Regions from separate parts of the Homo sapiens genome. Here region 2 is linked to region 1. Evidence: chromatin loops called from intact Hi-C (ENCODE). Cell type or tissue: heart right ventricle. All regions are shown on one strand.

What was found. Peaks named below come from ENCODE experiments on the same cell type or tissue, not always from the same donor. Only the 100,000 strongest peaks of a DNase experiment are listed, where the experiment ranks them.
Region 2: a loop joins it to region 1, with 2.1 times the contacts of the local background. A loop is called at or near these places in 9 of 110 quality-filtered maps.

What each region holds. Positions count from the first base shown.
Region 1 is chr17:875,933-883,932 of GRCh38, forward strand. The region is part of intron 1 of NXN (nucleoredoxin); the gene reads right to left. Among named protein-coding and RNA genes, the nearest start is that of MRM3, 98 kb to the left of the region's middle. In heart right ventricle, a CTCF peak has its summit at 3,856 (motif pointing right); DNase peaks (open chromatin) are centred at 3,799, 4,826 and 7,479; H3K4me3 peaks cover 467 bases; H3K27ac peaks cover 5,267 bases.
Region 2 is chr17:928,217-936,216 of GRCh38, forward strand. All of the region lies in intron 1 of NXN (nucleoredoxin), which reads right to left. Among named protein-coding and RNA genes, the nearest start is that of NXN, 48 kb to the right of the region's middle. In heart right ventricle, no CTCF peak of the experiment used is centred here; a DNase peak (open chromatin) is centred at 4,754; H3K27ac peaks cover 1,294 bases.

The DNA.
Region 1 (8,000 bases):
CAGCACTTTGGGAAGCCAAGGTGGGCGGGTCATGAGGTCAGGAGATCAAGACCATCCTGGCTATCAGGGTGAAACCCCGTCTCTACTAAAAATATAAAATTAGCCGGGCGTGGTGGCGTGCACCTGTAATCCCAGGTACCTGGGAGGCTGAGGCTGGAGAATCGCTTGAACCTGGGGGGGTGGAGGTTGCAGCGTGCCAAGACCGTGCCACTGCACTCCAGCCTGGGCGACACAGTAAGAATCCATCAGAAAAGAAAGAAAAAAAAGAAAAGAAAGAAAAGAAAAGAGAAAGAAAGAAAGAAAGGAGAAGAGAAGAGAAGAAAAGAAAAGAAAAGAAAGGAAATGCAGGTGCCCAGAAAAAAAGGCAGGCTCCCAAAGTGAATACTAAGACACTCAATCTCACATGTTGTCAAAAAAGCTATTGAAATTTCAGGTGACAGAGGGACTTAAGAACAACGGTGCTCAAGGAAGTCAACACAGGCTACGACGTACAGGACTCCCAATCCGGCTCATGACCACATCCCCTATTGTGGTCATTTAGAACACGCTAGGCGTCCTTTGCTCTAAGCGTGTTTCATGTACGTCTCCCCATCAATGAAGAAAGCACCTGGAGAGTAGGAAGTAAGAGTTATGTACTCTGAGATTCTCTCTTAAGCCCAGGAATCAGTCTCACTGGGCGGGGAGCTCAACAGCGCTGTTAGTGTCGTTCGCTGATAATTACTTTCACACTAGAATACCATCTTCATTCCTCATTTATACGGGAAACTCCTTGTGGTTCCCTTTGGGGCACCAGCTCCCAGCACATTCTATGTCATCAAAATTAACTCTTGGCCGGGCGCGGGGGCTCACGCCTGGAATCCCAGCACTTTGGGAGGCTGCGGGGGCGGGGGGATCACCTGAGGTCGGGAGTTCGAGACCAGCCTGGCCAACACAGTGAAACCCCGTCTCTACTAAAAACACAAAAAATTAGCCGGGTATGGTGGCGGTCGCCTGTAATCCGAGCTACTCAGGAAGCTGAGGCAGGAGAATGGTGTGAACTCGGGAGGCTGAGGCAGGAGAATCACTTAAACCCAGTAGGCAGAGGTTGCAGTGAGCTGAGATTGCACCACTGCACTCCAGCCTGGGTGACAGAGTGAAACTCTGTCTCGAAAACAAACAAAAAAACTAATTCTTAATATATTAAACAAACGTACTAAACAACTATGGGAACAGCGACGGTGTTGTTTTTTTTTGGAGACGGAGTCTCACTCTGTCGCCCAGGCTGGAGTGCAGTGGCATGATCTCGGCTCACTGCAAGCTCCGCCTCCCAGGTTGATGCCATTCTCCTGCCTCAGCCTCCTGGTAGCTGAGACTACTGGCGCCCGCCACCAAGCCCGGCTAATTTTTTGTATTTTTAGTACAGGCGGGGTTTCACCATGTTGGCCAGGATGGTCTCGATCTCCTGACCTCGTGATCCACCTGCCTCAGCCTCCCAAAGTGCTGGAATTACAGGCGTGAGCCACCGCGCCCGGCCGCGACTGTGTTTTTCAAACAGCTGCATTTACCAGCCACTACTGGATTCCTTCTACGTGTGAAGCCCTGTGCTAAAGGCTGGGAACAGAAAGATAATTGATACACGAGCCTTTCTTTCCTTTATGGAAGGCCCAGCCCCATACGGAAGACGGACGCGTACATAAACTATTAGGATACAGGAAAAGCGCGATACTACTGGCACATAGAGGAAATCGGGGAAGATGCTTAGAACAATGTCTGGGGCACACGCTCAGTGCTTTACAAAATACTCGTTATTTTTACCATCTAACCTTGTGAGTTAGAGCGACTGAAGAGGAAAGGCCGTAGCGTCTGAGCTGCTCTGTGAAGAATGAACCGGTTTTCACCAGGCAGGCCAGGAGTGGGATAGGGCGAGGCATCCAAGAAACAGCAAGAGGCAGGCAGAGCTCAGCACACGTTTTTCCAGACTGTGAACCATGAAGCTCTGAAGGCTGCTAGGAGGGCCACGGGAGCTGTGGGAGAGGGTGAGGCTGGAGCCCTGTGGGCTAACAGACAGGGCTCTAATTCGTGACATCGTGGCAACAAACTATTAGAAATGAGGCTAGACCTGGAAGCCCTGGGGGCACAGTCTGGAGGGGAGACAGACGAGAGCTAAGTAGAATGCAGGCAATGACGCCGTAACAGAGATCTGCACAGCGACCATTGCACAGCGTGGGGGCAGGCTTCTGAGAGGAGGTAACATGCTGAAAAGACAACGTGTACAGCTGACATTAGTACACAACCTCATCGGAGAGAGAAGAAGCGGAGGGAATCCCAGGAGCAGGGGCCATCATGCTCAAAGGTTCCAAGGTACGGCAATGGGCGATGTGTCTGGGGACCCTGGGGGTCGACCAGTGTGGCTGAGCAGAGTGTGCAAAGGTGAGGATGCTAGAAGGCCAGGTGCGGTTTCGGGGCGGGGCAGGGGTTGCCCTTGAAGGTGGGGTTTGGGGGTGGGGGAGGGGGTGCCCTTGAAGGAGGGGTTTGCGGGCGGGGGTGGGGGGACCTTGAAGGTGGGGTGTGGGGGCAGGGGAGGGGGTGCCCTTGAAGGTGGGGTTTGGGGGCAGGGGAGGGGGTGCCCTTGAAGTCCACGCCAGGGAGTTTGGGTTGGATCCACCCGTAATGAGGGCTGGCCCATAGGGCAGTGACGTGAACAACTGGTACTGTAGCCAGGTTGTTCTGGGAGCTGTGTAGACAGGGTGAGACTGGAAGTTGGTGGACTCATTAAGGGACTAGTGAAACAATAGTGCCCCAACCTGATTGAACCCAGTGAATGGGGGGAAATGAGAATGTCAAGGCCTGTAGCTTGGGTAGATGCGTCAGTGAGACCCTATTCATAACCAGAGCCTAAAAAAACACGCAGAGCCAGTTAAAAGCTCTAATATGTGTTTAAAGAACAAATTAATGAAAGAATGCGTAGACAGGCCAGGTGCGGTGGCTCACGCCTGTAATCCCAGCACTTTGGGAGGCTGAGGTGGGTGGATCACCTGAGGTCAGGAGTTCAAGACCAGCCTGACCAACATGGCGAAACCCTCTCTCTACTAAAAATACAAAAACTAGCCAGGTGTGGTGGCAGGCGCCTCTAATCCCAGCTACTCGGGAGGCTGAGGCAGGAGAATCACTTGAACCCGGGAGGCAGAGGTTTTAGTGAGCCAAGATCGCGCCATTGCACTCCAGCCTGGGCAACAAGAGAGAAACTCTGTCTCAAAAAAAACAACAAGTAGACAGAGAGGGAAGGAGAAGGAGAGAACAAAGCGGAAGAAAAACTAGTGAAGAGCAGGGAAAGGAATCTGGGTTTTTTTTGTTTTGGTTTGGTTTTTGGTTTTTGGTTTTTTGTTTTTTTTTTTTGAGACAGAGTCTCACTCTGTCACCCAGTCTGGAGTGCAGTGGCACGATCTCAGCTCACTATAGCCTCCGTCTCCCAGGTTCAAGCGATTCTCCCGCCTCAGCCTCCCAAGTAGCTCAGATTACAGGCGCCCACCATGCCAGGCTAATTTTTGAATTTTTAGTAGAGACGGGGTCTCACCAAGTTGGCCAGGCTGGTCTTGAACTCCTGACCTCAAATGATCCACCCGCCTCGGCCTCCCAAAGTGCTGGGACTACAGGCATGAGCCACCGCGCCCGGCCACGAGTCTGGTTTTAAACCCGTGGAGCTAAAGGTTTCTGGCAAGCAGGGAAAGGACACGACTCATTGACTGAGAAGCAGGAGGCGTCCAACACAAAGGCCTCTTGGGAACCCGCTGGGGTTTGGCGGGCGTCACCTTTCTGCATCTTGGGAGGAGAGCTGGTGGGAGGAGCTTTTCTGCAGGTGTCTCTTTCTAGCCTCCGGCAGGGGGCGGCAACAGAAGACGGTTCAGAAGAAAGAATGTGGCCAAGTATGTGTATTTCAAGCCAAAGGATTCTAGAAACTTCTCTCACAGGTACGGAATCCAACCACAGTGCCCACTGTGGTGAAGCCACTGCGCTGGTCCGAGAAGAAAGTGACAAACAAAATGACATGGAGCCCAATTCATCCTGAGAGCAGAACCTCGGAGCCATGTGGTTAAGATGGAAATTCCACTTTTAGTCCAAGCAAATCTTCTGATGTATCAAGTTTGAGGGTGAGGTTTCATTAAAGGAATTTAAAATAAAAAAGTGAGATCACAGCAAATTTTTTAAAATGATTGTTTCAGTGAAGGGAAAAAAGGTCTTTATCCTTATTCAGGGCGTAATTCCTGATCCTGGTCCCCGGAGACAACACCCACCCTTGGGCGAATCATTCCTGGGGACGGAGGAATGAGGGAGGCGTCTCTTTATTTCCGGGGGCGGAGGAGTGAGGGAGGCGTCTCTTTATTTCCTTGTATATAAAATACAAGAACTAAATACCTTGGATTAACAACCAGGGCTGGGGTTTGTGATAAGGCTGTGATTAGGACCACATAAAAGGAGAAAACGTCTTAATAAGAACTTCTTTGTGGCCTGTTAGAGCCTTTCTTAGGAAACTAATAAGTTACACTTTTCCTGGAGAGAAAATCTTGGAAATGACCCATTTCCCCAACAGGACATCATTTCCGGTCATTCACATGTGGTCAAGTTAAAAAAGATCGTTTGAACCTAGCTCAGCCAGGCCAGGGAGAAAATTAAAAATAAGTGTTTATTTTTCTGATTAAAGCCAAACAATGAGACTCAAAATAGGCCACACAAAACCCACAGAATCTTCCAAGTTCGCCTGAGCTAATGCATCCAAGGACGTCCACTCACAGGGGAAGAAGCAGAGGGGCTGGCCTTCTCCTAAGGGGGCAGGGCTGGAGATCTGTCAAATTCCTTATCCATATCTAGGAGCAGAGCTTCCTTTTGGCCAAAAGAGTAAGCTGACTGCGAAGGACAGATACTTCCAAGCAGACACTAAGTAATGCAGTTGGTTTGATAACAGGACAGATGAAAATGGAAGGCCTCCTCCGAAAATCCCACAGCCTGGGCCAGGGCTCCAAGGGGCTGACTGGTTCCTGTGGTTCAAATCTCTGCAAACGTCTCCTTCCCTCCTGCCCCATCTACGGCAGGTAGCTGAGCCGTGGCCCAGGCTCTGGGAGTGCACACTCTCAACAAGCAGATATGAACAGACACGTCCAGAAAGTAGATAGGTGGACAGCCAGTAAGAATATGCAAAGGTGTCATCAAGGAAATGCAAATTAAAATGATTTCACACTGACTAGAATAGCAAAAGTAAAACACACCCACAGTATCAAACCCGGGTGAGGACGTGGAGCAAGTGCGAGTCTCACACTCCGCTGCCGGGGACATAAATGGTGCAAACACTTTGTTGTTGTTTGAGACAGGATCTCACTGTTACCCAGGCTGGAGTGCAGTGGTGCGATCTCAGCTCGCCGCAGCACCCCAGACTCAAGTGATCCTCCAGCTTCCCGGGTAGCTGGGATTAGAAACGCGTACCACCACACTCGAAAATTTTCCATTGAGACGGGGTTTCGCCATGTTGCTCAGGCTAGTCTCAAACTCCCGGGCTCAAGAAATCTGCCTGCCTTGGCCTCCCAAAGTGCTGGGATTACAGGCGTGAGCCGCCATGCCTGGTCAGTACAACCACTTTGAAGAACCGTTTGGTCCATCTTATGAAGGTAAATGTTCATTTACCTGATAATCGACTCAGAATTCTACCGCTCAGGATTCCTACTCATCAGTATTTACCCAAGATAATTTTTTTAAGTCCATAAAAATGTTTATAACAGCCTTCCCCACCCCAAACTGACAACAACTCACATACATCCATCATTGGAAGAATGGATACACTGTGACAAGATGCTCGTCCAATGGGACACTTCTCAGCAATAAGAAGGAACAAACTGATGTATACAAAAACAAGGATAAACCTCACAATCATGCTGAGCAAATGAAGCCCGACACAAAATAACACTGACTGTACGATTCCATTTCCATGACGGTCTACAGGCAAAACTAAATTACAGTGACAGAAAACCAAAGCGACGGATGGGAGGGGGAGTCACCAGAGAGGCTCAGCAGGGGACTGTGCAGGGAGATGGAAATGTTCTTGGTCTTGTTTGGATAATTGTTCATATCGGTATAACAGCTGTTCAAACACACTGAGCTGGGTCCTTAAGAACCATGAATTTTATTGTGTTAAATTAAACCTAAAAAAAGAACTCATACCAACAAGAAGGAGAAAAAAATAATTTGTCTTCATCTCATCTAGAGCCAGGTAACTGAGAATTCCAGCGTGGGCACAGGGTGCTGCCTCCTGAGCACGGCCACCTTCCCACAAGTGACCACCTCCCCTCCCTCCCTCCCTGCCTTTCCCTGCCATGGTTCCCTGTCTCCATGAATGGAACCAACTACCCTCCACCCAGTGTCCCCAAACCAGAAACCTGGCAGTCCTTCCCCATGCTTCTCTCTTCCTCATTTCTGCTCAGTCACTTCCTAGACAGCTCCTGAATGAGGCGGAGCCCTCCCCCGTCTCTGCCCCAACTGCCTCAATTGCAGGGGTTTCTTTTGTTTGTTTTGTTTTGTTTTGTTTTGAGATGGAGTCTCGCTCTGTCACCCAGGCTGGAGTGCAGTGGCGCAATCTCGGCTCACTGCAAGCTCCGCCTCCCGGGTTCACGCCATTCTCCTGCCTCAGCCTCCCATGTAACTGGGACTTCAGGCGCCCACCACCATGCCCGGCTAATTTTTTGTATTTTTAGTAGAGACAGGGTTTCACCGTGTTAGCCAGGATGGTCTCGATCTCCTGACCTCGTGATCTGCCTGCCTTGGCCTCCCAAAGTGCTGGGATTATAGGCGTTAGCCACCGCACCCGGCCTCTTTGTTTTGTTTTTGAGACGTTGTCTTGCTCTGTCGCCCAGGCTGGAGTGCAGTGGCGCGATCTTGGCTTGCTGCAACCTCTGTCTCCCGGGTTCAAGCGATTCTCTTGCCTCAGCTTCCCTAGTAGCTGGAATTACAGGCGCCCGCCACCACGCCCAGCTAATTTTAGTAGACACAGGGTTTCACCATGTTGGCCAGGCTGGTCTGGAACTCCTGACCTCAGGTGATCTGTTCATCTTGGCCTCCTAAAGCATTGGGATTACAGGCGTGAGCCCCCGTCTCCACTAAAAGATAAAAATAAAACTTGGCTGTGTGTAGTGGCGTGCACCTCGAGTCCTAGCTACTTGGGGAAGGCTACACCTGGCCAACTTCCTATTTTTAAATGGAAAGAAAAAAACACACACCAGGGCCTTGTTTCCTATCTCTCCTGCCCATTCCTTCTCTCTCCACAACTCAGACAGCGACGGTGTCAATCAGGCCAGTAAGGGAAAGGCTGGGGGAAGACGATGCTGACTGTCTCTTACTGAATCTGTTTCTGAGACATGGAAACACCCTGTTCACAGAGGCCTCTCTTCCTCCCACCCCTGCCCCCCGCCCAGAACTCCCAGCAGAAGCTGCTCACTGGCTGTTGTCAAAGTAGTCTTTGTTCTTGGAGTTGAACCAGCACAGGCCTCAAATTTCCATCCACAGCTCCAAACCCCGCCTACATCACCTCCATGACCTCAGGCTAAGGAAAGAAAGAAGCTGGCCAAAAACATGCCAGGCTAAGAAGCCAAAGCTCCTCCCAAGAGAGATGACTCTGGAGGGGACCCTCTGGTCTCCTCTCCATGAAGCCAGGTCGATGCTGGAAGGGCAGAAATGCCCAGAAAGAAAAGCACTGAGGAAGGCTCACAGGGCAAGGACTTCAGTGGTCACGGTCCCATCATATACAGAAGCCACGGGGCAGGACTTCAGGGGTCATGGTGCCACATTTTGTACAGAAGTGGGAGGCAGCAAAGCCGCAAGATCTAAAGACAGAGTTGCAGGCCCAGGTGCGGTGCTTACGCCTGTAATCCCAATCAGCGTGGGAGGCCCAGGCAGGCGGATGACCTGAGGTCAGGAGTTTAAGGCCAGCCTGAGCAACATATGCAGCCCCCATCTCTACTAAAAGATAACAATAAAACATT
Region 2 (8,000 bases), 52 kb after region 1:
GTCTCAGCCACAGCACCACCTCTTTAAAAAGCGACACCCAGCTAACTTCACATCTCATTCCAAAGAGTGGCAGTTTGGGTAACGTGCTCTGCCAAGCACATCTGACTTCATCAGAAAAGCATTCGGTGAGATTTCCTATGGAATCCTTGTGGACAACATAGATCCACAGGCTGGATAATGTGAACTGGTAACTGGCCAACCACCACACCCCTGAAGCTTGGATTAGTGGATGAATACCATTAACCTAGAGGGAAGTTTCTCACTGTGTTCTAAAAAGATCCATTCTGGCTGTGCTCATCTCAACATTATCCTTAATTCCCTTGAAAAAGTACTGGAAGGTTGGGCGCGGTGGCTCACGCCTGTAATCCCAATACTTTGGGAAGCGGAGACAAGCTGATCACCTGAGGTCAGGAGTTTGAGACCAGCCTAGACAACATGGTGAAAGCCCATCTCTACTAAAAATACAAAAATTAGCCGGGCGTGGTGGTGGGCACCTGTAATCCCAGCTACTCGGGAGGCTGAGGAGGGAGAATCGCTTGAACCCGGGAGGCGGAGTTTGCAGTGAGCCGAGATCATGCCACTGCGCTCCAGCCTGGGTGACAGAGTGAGACTCTGTCTCAAAAAATAATTAAGGAAATAAAAGATACTGGAGAATACCGCTCACATGTGCAGATATCAAGAAGACTAGCAGATGAGCAAATGGCCTAAACGCGTAATCAGCTGTATAAATGCAATACACATCATAACTTTTAGGAACTGTTTGCAATTCACACTTAATTCCCACAGAGTAAAGCCGAGGCCTTAAATTAGTGAATGGCATATGTGCTTTGTTTGGCTTTGCCCAATGTCAAGAAAAATTTTAACTGGCTAACAGCATGTAAAACTTAACTAGCTTCACATAAAAACCCAGTTTGTTAGCTTGAAAAATCAGAAGAGCTGGCAACGTCGGCCTTCATTACGGCAACAGGCAGCTGGAGGTGAGCGCCGGCTTTCCCCGAGGGCTGGCTGCGGCCCTCCACTCTGTCCCCCACCACCTGGCCCAGGCCACTCGCTTCACCTGCCTGGCCCTCTACTGGCATTTGAGTTGGTGAGTCCTGCAGGAAAACACTGGTTCACGTTATTAAATATGTCCAATTGGCTACACGTTTTGACTGTGCACGAAACTCCAGCTCGGTCTTCACTTACAGCTTTTGCAGGTTTAGCTCCTGTAGCAAGATCCAACATCTGATCTCACAGCTTCACAATGACAACCTGTCTGTGAAGAACATCCCAGTTTTCCAGTGTGCCCCCCTACCCTCTGGTTTATTTAACCTTCCCAATATTCCAGGAAGGCTGGGCTTATTGTCCAAAATAGAAGGGCGATCAACCAGCTAACAGGAACTAAAACCGGGATTTCAACTCAGGACTTGGGTTCAACCTTAGCTTAGCATTTCCCACCATACCTACCACGCATCCCTCAATCCCTGGAGGCGGCTCTGATTCCAGACTGACCCAACCGGAGGAGGCTCAAGTCCAGGTTGCAAAGCAGCTGGGCTGCTCTGGAAAGAGCGTTTGGAATCCTTGCTTCACTTCCGTTTTTAATCTTCTTAAAAAAAACTGTGTAGTAGTGTTTAATCCAAAGACAGCTGATTCCCATTTACACGTAACCTGTTGAACTCACATACTAAATTTTAAAGCTCTGCTCTCGAAAATGCAGTTTGCTCTTTAAGATCTCCTTGGTAACACATCTAACTGGTATCTGAACTACAGAAAAAAAAAAAAAACTTTGGAATCAATCAATGACGGGGGTTAGAATAAAATCCAACTCAGGAAAGTACCGAAGAAAGTTCCAGAATGACAGCTGTGTAGCCGACCCAGAGAACCACCTGTGTCTGGAATGGAGGAGGACTGGTAACTCCCAGGAAAGGGGACTCTCCAAGTTAAAAAGGGGACTCAGGCTGGGTGCAGTGGCTCACACCTGTAATCCCAGTACTATGGGAGACTGAGGCAGGCAGATCACCGTGAGGTCAACAGTTCAAAACCAGCCTGGCCAAGATGGTGAAACCCCATCTTTACTAAAAATACAAAAATTAGCCAGTGTGATGGCGGATATCTGTCATCTCAGCTACTCAGCAGACTCAGGCAGAAGAATCACTTGAAGCCGGGTGGCGGAGGTTGCCAGTGAGTTGAGATCGTGCCATTGCATTCCAGCCTGGGTGACAGAGCGAGATTCCGTCTCAAAAAAGAAAAAAAAATACCACTTGAACTTGCCACAAACAATATTTACAGACACAACAATGCCCCTATTGATTGACTGGCTGATTTTCAACTACACACAAAGCATGAATCCCGGTGACACAACACAATGTAAATACGAACAACCTTGACAAAGCTAAAGGTACAAAAAATAGGAAGGAAGTGCAGGAGACCTGATGGGCAGGATAGAAAGACACCAACGTTCCCAAAGTCCTATTGAAGGATAAGGAGTAAAGGCATAAACATGTTATTAAATGCTAAAAGTGTAACCAGGAAAACCGTAAATGGTGGTATACCAAGAGGACAAAGAAAGTTGAGTTTGCTTTTTTTTTTTTTTTAGACAGAATCTCGCTCTGGTTGCCCAGGCTGGAGTGCAGTGGTGCGATCTCGGCTCACTGCAACCTCTGCCTCCCGGGTTCAAGTGATTCTCCTGCCTCAGCCTCCTGAGTAGCTGGGACTACAGGTGTGAGCCACCACGCCCAGCTAATTTTGTATTTTTAGTAGAGATGGGGTTTCACCATGTTGGTCAGGCTGGTCTCGAACTCCTGACCTCATGATCCGCCCGACTCAGCCTCCCAAAGTGCCGGGATTACAGGCGTGAGCCACCGCACCCGGCTGGTGAGTTTGCTTTTAAGGGAGCTAAATCGATCTCTAGCCTAGCAGAAAACCAACACATAATGTTGAAGTTCGCCGGGTGTGGTGTCGCACGCCTGTAGGCCCAACGACACAGGAGGCTGAGGTGGGAGAATTGCCTGAGCCTAGCAAGTCGAGGCTGCAGTGAGCTGAGATCGCGCCACTGCACTCCAGCCTGGGCGACAGAGCGAGACTCCATCCAAAAAAAAAAAAAAAAAATTAGCTGGGTGTGGTGGTGTGTGCCTGTAATCTCAGCTACTGGAGAGGCTGAGGCAGAAGAAATGCTTAAACCTGGGAGACGGAGGTTGTAGTGAGCAGAGATCACACCACTGCACTCCAGCCTGGTGACAGAGCAAGGCCCTGTCTCAAAAAAAAAAAACAAGAAAGATAAAGTCATATAATAAGCCTATGTATACTACTTGATTTTGTTTTCGCCATAAGCACATGTTATTTATTTTAAAAAAATTTTTGGCCGGGCGCAGTGGCTCACACCTGTAATCCCAGCACTTTGGGAGGCCGAGGTGGGCGGATCGTGAGGTCAGGAGATCGAGACCATCCCGGCTAACACAGTGAAACCCTGTCTCTGCTAAAAATACAAAAATTAGCCGGGCGTGGTGGCAGGCGCCTGTAGTCCCAGCTACTCGGGAGGCTGAGGCAGGAGAATAGCATGAACCCGGGAGGCGGAGCTTGCAGTGAGCTGAGATCACGCCACTGCACTCCAGCCTGGGCGACAGAGTAAGACTCCGTCTCAAAAAAAAAAAAAAAAAAAAAATTTTTGGCCGGGCGCAGTGGCTCACGCCTGTAATCCCAGCACTTTGGGAGGCCGAGGCGGGGGGATCACTCGAGGCCAGTAGATCAAGACCAGCCTGGCCAAGACGGTGAAACCCCATCTCTACTAAGAATACAAAAATTAGCCAGGTGTGGTGGTGGGTGCCTATAATCCCAGCTAATGGGGAGGCTGAGGCAGGAGAATCGCTTGAACCTGGGAGACGGAGGTTGCAGTGAGCTGAGATTGCACCACTGCACTCCAGCCTGGGCAATAGAGCAAGACCCTATCTCAAAAATAAAACAAAACGAACAATTTTAGAAATGTTTAATTATTTGGAATCCTGGAAAAAAAAGCTAAGGCAAAGCTGATCTGAAGAGTCTGTCTACCTGCCCAGCTACCAACCCAAACCGGCCTTGTTTTGGTCCTAGGCGGCGGTTCTTAAACTCTGGTCCCTGGACGTACGGCTTCCGGGTTGCCTGGGAACTGTTGCTAGAATTGCAAACTACTGGGCCCCAGCCTGGACCTACCAAGTCAAGAACTCTGGGATGGGGCCCAGGAATCCGCATTTAACCAGTCCTTCTGGTTATTCATCAGTTTGGAAACCGCAGGTCTTCAGCAAAACAAAACTCTGAGGCGGCGTTGGGTCCAGTCGTCGTCTCCTCAGCGAGTAAGGCAGCTTCAGGGGAAGGCCTGAGCCCCTTCTAAGAAAACACAGGCTGGATTTTAAAGGATCTCTAGGGCTAGTTTCCCCAGGTTCTGGGCCCCTGCCCTGTGTGAGCTCTAGTGGGGTCAGCAGCAAGGACCCATCACCGGAAGAGGCTTCTGAGAGGCACCGACTTTTGCCATCAGTGGGCAGCGAGTGGGCTGTGTGGTCCCCGGACAAGCAGCTGAGTGGGTGGGGAGTGCCTTGTTGTGGCCGGCTTCGCATAAGTCATCTGCGCCCGCCACCACGCCAGGCTAATTTTTATATTTTTAGTAGAGATGAGGTTTCTCCATGTTGGCCAGGCTGGTCTCGAACTCCTGACCTCAGGTGATCCGCCCGCCTCGGCCTCCCTCAGTACTGGGATTCCAGGCGTGAGCCACCGCGCCCAGCCCAGCCCGTCCTCTTGAACCTGCTCAGTTTCAGTCGTCATGACCACTTGTAATATCCCTTCCCACTAACATCAAAGGCTGTGGCCCGAAGCTCCCAAGTGGGCGAAAAAGTCCCGAGAGGTTCCAGAAGGCAAGATCATTCTGGGGCCACGAGGACCGAGAAACGACACAACCAACCACAGAACAGAAAACTCTTGTGGATCTGATGTGATTCTGTACTCCAGATTTGCAGTTACCACTTACAGAAGCCAACGTCCACCTCTGAAACACAGAACCCCCTAACTGGTGCGAGGCAGCTGAAGACAAAGTTGAGGCCTTTGGGAGAAGAGCTCGGCCAGAGGAGGAAATCTGATTAGTAAAAAGATAGGCAGCCAAGAAGTAAATTAAATGAATGCTCACAGAGAAAGCACTCGAGACAGGAGCGGGAGAGACTCCGGGCACACATCGCGACAGGGACAGAAAAGCTTTCAGGATGGGGGTGGGGGAAGGGGAAGAACTGGTTTTCTAATATTAGACTCACGACATGCTCACTTCCCAAATCCCAGCCAAAATGAGGGCCCCTTGACTCCGACAAGCCCAGGCCACCTTCTGCTTGGATACACACTTTCTGCACCAGGACTCTGCGTGAATGCCAAGGCAAATTCCATCCCTCTCAACTCCCCACCGCAACACCAAATGACTCACACAGCTTATCTTGAAATTCCCCCTTTCATCTTGGCCTCCCACTAACTTAAAACAATGCAATAAGAACACATTCAAGACACCTCCAGTAAATCCATATCCGTATTATTCACGAGGCACTAACTAGAAAGCTGTTTATCCTGAAGCCTACGTGGTCAACTTTAGAAATGTGCCTTCGTGTAAGCTGGTTTTTATAAAATAAATAAAAAGCCTCCACAAATACCAGAACACTTATCAATTTGGACTAAAGTCGTGGATTCCAATACAAGCAGCCAAGGTCCTCAAGCCTCAAGCATAAACATCCCTTGCCTTTTATTAATTGAAAAATAAACAGGAGGGGAAATGGGTGGCATGCCTCACTATGTGATTTAAAACAAATGACACGATGTTCTCAAACTTCAATTAATTTTTAAAAAGGCATTTTATTTTTCACTTTATGATTATAAAAGTCATACATGCAGACTATGGGGAAATTTAGAAAGTACAATAAGAAGGCCAGGCGCCGTGGCTCACGTCTGTAATCCCAGCACCCCGGGAGGCCGGGCGCGGTGGCTCACGCCTGTAATCCCAGCACTTTGGGAGGCTCAGGCAGGCGGATCACGAGGTCAGGAGATTGAGACCATCCTGGCTAACACGGTGAAACCCTGTCTCTACTAAAAATACAAAAAAATTAGCCGGGCGTGGTGGCGGGCACCTGTAGTCCCAGCTACTGGGGAGGCTGAGGCAGGAGAATTGCGTGAACCCGGGAGATGGAGCTTGCAGTGAGCCGAGATAGCACCACTGCACTCTAGCCTGGGCAACACAACGAGACTCTGTCTCAAAGAAAAAAAAAAAAAGTACAATAAGAAGAAAACTTACTTCTGGAAGTAAGAGAAGTATAGAAAGTCATTTCTGGAAAAGACGCTGAATTGGTGACTTACAGTCAAGAAATTCCCAAGTCTGGCCAAATTCCAACCCAAATTCTCGGCCAGGCACAGTGGCTCATGCCTGTAATCCCAGCACTTTGGGAGGCCAAGGTGGGTGGATCACCTGAGGTCAGGAGTTCGGGACCAGCCTGGCCAACACGGTGAAACCCCATCTCTACTAAAAATACAGAAATTAGCTGGTCGTGATGGCACGCACCTGTAATCCCAGCTACTTGGGAGGCTGAGGCAGGAGAATCGCTTGAACCCGGGAGGCGGAGGGTGCAGTGAGCCGAGATCGTGCTATTTCACTACAGCCTGGGTGACAGGAAGACGCCATCTCAAAAAAAAGAAAAGAAAGAACATTCTTTTAGCCCAGTCCCAAGCGGACTGTCTGGACAGAGTCCTCACTTGCTGCCACTCATTATTGCATCATTTTGCTGTGCTCTTTATTTTTTTTTATTTATTTATTGTTTTTTGAGATGGGGTCTCTCACCCTGTCTCCCAGGCTGGAGTGCAGTGGTGTGATCTCGGCTCACTGCAGCCTCCACTACCCAGGTTCAAGTGATTCTCCTGCCTCAGCCTCCTGAGTAGCTGGGATCACAGGTGCATGCACTACCACGCCCAGATAATTTTTGTGTTTTTACTAGAGACAGGGTTTTACCATGTTGGCCAGGATGGTCTCGAACTCCTGGCCTCAGGTGATCTGCCCACCTTGGCCTCCCAAAGTGCTGGAATTACAGGTGTGAGCCACCGCGCCCGGCCTTGCTGTGCTCTTTAAACAGCCGCAGGACTCTGCTCCAATTCCTTCGTATCTGGGAATCCTCTGGCACAAAACCCCCACCTCCTATATCATGTGGTCTGTGTGACAGCCAGAAACCCCCCAGCTGAAGAACACTGAGAAGTGGGAGGCTTCCGCTCGGTCATGGCCGGCGGGACAAGGAGATGCTTAAAGGTCTGGCAAGGTTGTAGGAAAAGACCAAGACACTTCAGGATCCAGCTTTAGGATGTGCTGGCGGCTGCAACAAACATGCACTCTGATCAATGAGCTCTGCGCTCATTCACTCCACACGTGTTTACTGAGCGTCTACTGTGTCTAAGACCCTGAGCTCTGCAGAACACGCCCAGGAATCACAGAAGGAGCTTGCTCTGAGAGCTGGGAGAGCCTGCTATTCATGCGGGTATTGACTGTTGCCATCCTGCAGAACAAAGCCAGCTTTCATAACATCCCACTAGATACCATGCCAGCCACATCCTTGCCTGGAATAAAACCTGCAGCCTAGGCCGGGCGCAGTGACTCACGCCTATAATCCCGGCACTTTGGGAGGTGGAGGCAGGTGGATCACCTGAGGTCGGGAGTTTAAGACCAGCCTGACCAACATGGTGAAACCCAGTCTCTACTAAAAATACAAAATTAGCTGGATGTGGTGGTGCATGCTTGTAATCCCAGCTACTCAGGAGGCTGAGGCAGGAGAATCGCTTGAACCCAGGAGGTGGAGGTTGCGGCGAGCCAAGATCGTGCCACTGCACTCCAGCCTGGGCAACAGGGCAAGATTCCATCTCAAAAAAAAAAAAAAAAAAAACCTCCAGCTCCTGCTTGTGCTTCCATCGATTGTCCTCCAAAAGATGGCTGGAGTGTGTCCCTCTCACCAGCACGCCACTCGATTCAACCTATGGACTCAAGACAC